Regions from separate parts of the Homo sapiens genome. Here region 2 is linked to region 1. Evidence: read pairs that join two places in POLR2A ChIA-PET (ENCODE). Cell type or tissue: B cell. All regions are shown on one strand.

What was found. ChIA-PET counts read pairs that join two places held together with the same protein. Peaks named below come from ENCODE experiments on the same cell type or tissue, not always from the same donor. Only the 100,000 strongest peaks of a DNase experiment are listed, where the experiment ranks them.
Region 2: POLR2A ChIA-PET joins it to region 1 with 7 read pairs; 3 of 35 experiments call an interaction of 5 or more read pairs at or near these places.

The regions. Positions count from the first base shown.
Region 1 is chr12:48,976,478-48,978,977 of GRCh38, reverse strand. WNT1 (Wnt family member 1) reads right to left here and starts at 656. Exons shown (of 4, transcript NM_005430.4): 1 at 224-656. The coding sequence starts at 327. RefSeq lists a silencer at 602-971. In B cell, CTCF peaks have their summits at 418, 623 and 823 (motif pointing right); DNase peaks (open chromatin) are centred at 127, 357 and 957; H3K4me3 peaks cover 1,190 bases; H3K27me3 peaks cover 2,500 bases.
Region 2 is chr12:48,799,959-48,802,458 of GRCh38, reverse strand. It overlaps the pseudogene ADISSPP1. Among named protein-coding and RNA genes, the nearest start is that of ADCY6-DT, 12 kb to the right of the region's middle. RefSeq lists an enhancer at 686-1,284. In B cell, no CTCF peak of the experiment used is centred here; no DNase peak of the experiment used is centred here; H3K27me3 peaks cover 307 bases.

The sequences.
Region 1 (2,500 bases):
GCCTGGGGTATCTTAGGCCTCCGCGGGCGGATCATTCGCCCCACTTGTACAGAGCTGGAGTCTGGGGCAGTTTCATGCCAGATCGCCCTTCGGTGTCGCGGAGGGAAGTCAGAGCGGGGAGGGAGCCTGTCGGCAGACGGATCCCAGAGCGTGGGAGCTGGGTAGGGTTGGCCCCTGGCTCTGTGCCGCGGGACAAGTGGCGACCCCGCACCAGCTCACTTACCACCATCGGCCACTGCTGTTGGCAGCCAGGGCTGCGGGCAGAGCGGCCAGCGCCAGCAGCAGCGTAGCAGAAACCCAGCCAGGCAACAGCGCCCAGAGCCCCATGGCCTGCCTGGCTTTGCCCGCTCTGTGCTGCAGTTGCGGCGACTTTGGTTGTTGCCCGCGACGGTGGGACGGGACGCGGCGGTGGCGGCAGTGGCGAGAGTTCGCAGTCTGGCTTTAACAACCCTGGGGGCGGGCGGCGGACAGCATGGCTCGCGGTCCCGGCTGGTGGGCTGAGGCGGCCACGGCGGGCGGCACCGCCTCTTATAGTTGCGGCGCTGGCTGAAGTGACGGGAGGAGGCTGCCCCTCCGGGCCGCACTGTGGCACCAGGGCGCACCGGTTAGGGGCGCAGACAATGGGCAGCGAGCGGGGCTGTGGTTCCCGCCCGTCTGAGCCGAGAGCTGACGGGTTGGCCGTCGGGGCTCACCCCCGCCCCCTGCCCGGTGGCCCCCGCCTCCGGGCCTGCACTGGCCGCGGACCCCTCCCCTTGGGACACCCTCCCACGCGCGCCCGCCTCACTCAGCTGAGCGTCCGGAGCCCGTCGAGGACTAGCATCCGCCAGGGGGCGCGGCGAGAGTGTGCTGCGGGGAGAGCCCGCCAGGGGCCCAGCCCGCCTCGCCGCCCGCGGTGGGGTTGTCCCCTCGACGTCACCCCGGGCCCCTCCGACGTCCCCTCTCTCCCCCATCCTGAGTGTCGGAAGGAAAGCTGTGGTTCTGGGCAGCGACTCCGGGGAGATGCTTAACCGCCCAGGAACCCCCGATGGCTGGACAGAGAAGGAAAAAGGGGAGACGGGGGCGTGAGTGCGGCTGTGGTCAGGGAAATCCCGGGGATGAGTTGTGGGGGTGAGCTAACCAAAAGGAGCCTAGCGGTGGAGAGAAACCTAAAGCAACAGGCAGTTTGCTCATGTGCGCCAGAAGAAGCGCACAAGTGGCTGTGTGTGTGTGTGTGTGTGTGTGTGTGTGTGAAGTGGAACAACGTGAATATGGGTGGGAGTGAGAATGTGCTGTGTTCTGAGGGTGCATCCTCCTGTGTGTTGGTACGTGCAGAAACTCCTTGTTCTGACGAAGGATGTTAGGAAACTTTCCAAAGAATTTTGGAATTTAGCTCAAGTCAGAAAAGGTCATGGAGTCACCTTGTCACAGTCACCGCCTGGGGCAGTGTGTCAGGAAGGAGGTGGCAACTGTCGACAGGAGACTCAGAAGCATGATTGAGGGATGCAGAGTGTCTGGACTGTGTGTGGAGTGGGTGGATGAGCATGTGCATGGGAAGATTAAATATGTGTGTATGCGTCATTCTGTTGCCCTTTGTACCTCGTGGCATCCTATGGCGTGTCACACTGTGGTATGTGTCAACCAGTGCATGTCATTGGGGGAGAGAGCCGAGCCTACAACCAAGATGGTATTGAGGTGAACCCAGCCTGGAGTGGCTAAGTCTCTGAGGCCTAGGCTCAGAAAGGATGGGAAATGGTGCGGATGTCCACTGTATGTATGGTGATGGAGAGGACTGGGAAGACAAGGGTTGCTGGCTACATTGAACCTAGATGAGGAAACTTGTGCCTCCATGTGTTTGCTTCTCTTTGGATGTTTCTGCCAAGTTTCTGTCTTTCCCTAAAGCTCTAGTTCCCACCACACTGGGATACCCAGAGTGCCTGTGACCATCTCATCCATTGTACACTTTTCTCTTCTCTCCCAGGGACTCCTACTCAGCTTCAAGGCCATTTAGGCCTCCTATTGAAGAAGTGACAGGCTGGGCGCGGTGGCTCATGCCTATAATCCCCGCACTTTGGGAGGCCGAGGCAGGTGGATCATGAGGTCAGGAGATCGAGACCATCCTGGCCAACATAGTGGAATCCCATCTCTAATAAAAATACAAAAATTAGCTGAGTGTGGTGGCGCACACCTGTAGTCCCAGCTACTCAGGAGGCTGAGGCAGGAGAATGGCTTGAACCCGGGAGGTGGAGATTGCAGTGAGCCGAGATCACGCCATTGCACTCCAGTCTGGGCTACAGAGCAAGACTTCATCTGAAAAAAAAAAAAAAAGTGGCTGCTTTTCCCTATATGGGGAATAGGGGGCACTGCCAGCCTGGTTATCATGCCCCACCACCACACACATGGCCCCTGGAAGGAGGGAAGATCTCTTCTCTCTCCCCATTTTGCAGAATTAAAAATAGATCAGGCACTTGTCCAAGGTCCACGTCTAATAAATGAATCAATGGTAGAGCCAGATTAAAACCCA
Region 2 (2,500 bases), 180 kb after region 1:
CACACACTAGCCAGGCGTGACGGCAGGCGCCTGTAGTCCCAGCTACTTAGGAGGCTGAGGCAGGAGAATGGTGAGAACCTGGGAGGCGGAGCTTGCAGTGAGCCGAGATCGCGCCACTGCACTCCAGCCTGGGCGACAGAGTGAGACTCCGTCTCAAAAATAAAAAATAGGCCGGGCACGGTGGCTCATGCCTGTAATCCCAGCACTTTGGGAGGCCAAGGCAGGTGGATCACCTGAGGTAGGGAGTTCGAGACCAGCCTGGCCAACATAGGGAAACCCCCTCTCTACTAAAAATACAAATATCAGCCGGGCGTGGTTGAGGGCACCTGTAATCCCAGCTACTTGGGAGGCCGAGTAACAAGAATCGCTTGAACCCGGGAGGCGGACGTTGTAGTGAGCCGAGATCGCGCCATTGCACTCCTGCTTGGGCGACAAGAGCGAGAGTCCATCTCAAAAAAAAAAAATAAATAAAAATTAGCCAGGTGGCTGGGCACAGTGGCTCACGCCTGTAATTCCAGCACTTTGGGAGGCCGAGGCAGGCGGATCACCTCAGGTAGGGAGTTCGAGACCAGCCTGACCAACATGGAGAAACACCGTCTCTACCAAAAATACAAAAATTAGCGGGGCGTGGTGGCAAGTGCCTGTAATCCCAGCTACTCGGGAGGCTAAGGCAGGAGACTTGCTTGAACCCGGGAGGCAGAAGTTGCATTGAGCCGAGGTCGCGCCATTGCATTCCAGCCTGGGCAACAAGAGGGAAACTCCATCTCAAAAAAAAAAAAAAAAAAAAAAAATGCTAGGCATGGTGGCACTTGCCTGTAGTTCCAGCTAATTGGGAAGCTGAGAGGAGAAGATCGCTGGAGCCCAGGAGCTCGAGGCACCTCTGCACTCCAGCCTGGGCAACAGCGATGATACCCTGTCTCTAAAAAAACAAACAAACACAAACAAACAAAACAAAGAGGAGAGGCCCAGAAAGGAAAAGCTGTGATTGTTCATGTTTTTCCTGGGGACATGACTGCATGACGTGACTAGGCAATTCCTGCTCCTTGCTGCAAAGGCAGTGAGCCTTGGATCCAGTCTGAAGCAAGCCCAGTAGTAATTGAAAATCTTCCTCTTCTTCGCTTCTCTTTTCCCAAGCTCCAGTCCTAAACTAAGGACTGAGTTCCAACTGACTGAAAACCAAATTAAAAGAGGAGCCTTGCTCCCTTCCTTGTGCTCAGCGTTGAGACCCTGCCACCGCCTCAGCGGTCGTCCCTGCCCTGTCCGCCCCGGGCTGCACCCTGCAAGGCTCCTGCTGTTGTCCCCGGAGCATGGGAGGCTGCTGGGCATGAGTGGCTTGGTCCTGCGGAAGCTGCGTGGCAGGGAGGGGGTCCATGGCTGCAACCAACAAAGGCAGCAAGCCCAGATTCCGGAGTATCCACTTTGTGACAGGCCACGATGCAGAGGGCTCCCAAAGCCACGTCCACTTTGATGAGAAGTTGCAGGACTCGGTGGTCATGGTCATCCAGGAGAGGGACAGCAGCTTTCTGGTCAAGGTTCCTGAAGATCCTGCACAGGTATGAGATTACCTTTGCTCCGTCCCAGTGCACAGGCTGAGCAAGGACGTCCGCCAGGCACTTGTCCCCAGCCTGCACCTGAAGCTTCTCAGCGTCCTACCCTTCCCTGAAGGTTATAGTGTCAAGTGCGAGTACTAGGCGCACAAAGAAGGGGTCCTCAAAGAGGGGATGCTACTAGTCTGGGAAGGTGGCACCAGCACCTGCGTGCGCGGAAGGTGCAAGCCTGCATCATGGGCTGACGCCATGGCACATGCATGCTGCTGGACGGTGTCAAATGCATGGGTGCCAAGCTGGAATACTACTCGGAGCACAGCGACTGGCACGGCTTTGACTGAGGCCCGAGGTCCTGCCTGCCCTGGGCTGCCCTGCCTGCCCTGGGCTGCTCAGCCTTAAACCCTGCCTTGTTCCCCCATACCCGACATGCTGCCTGATGGTGTGGCTTCCTTGCCCCTCTCCAGGGTGGGTGGGATGGAGTGGCCTTGCCCACGCCTGTCACCTCTGCCTTCATTCAAGCCACCACCCTGCCTCTCCTGCATCCTCCTCTTCCACTTCCTCCTCTCCGTGTGCCTCAGTCTCCTGCCAGAAGAAATGGCTTGAGCCCTCAAGGAGGCTGTCTGAGGAAGGAAGGGGAGGGCCTGGGGTGGGTACTCCCACTCCCCACCCCAAGCCATAGGGGCTCCAGCCAGGGTCTGGGAGAGGACGGAGCTGGTTCTCTGAGGTCGTGGCCCCGTTACCTCTGCTGCTGCCTTGCTTCAGCCGCCTCTCCTGCCCCTCCCTCGTTCGCACTGCTGTCCTCCATGAGTAGCAGGGAGGTGCAGTCCCCAGCTCCTACCCCTCAGGTCTGTGTTACTTGATTTTTAAGCGAGTGGTTGGGATAGAATCCTAAAGAAATAAAACTTCCAGTGTGGGGGCGGGGTGGGGGGGAGACGACCCTTGTCCCCAGTGTT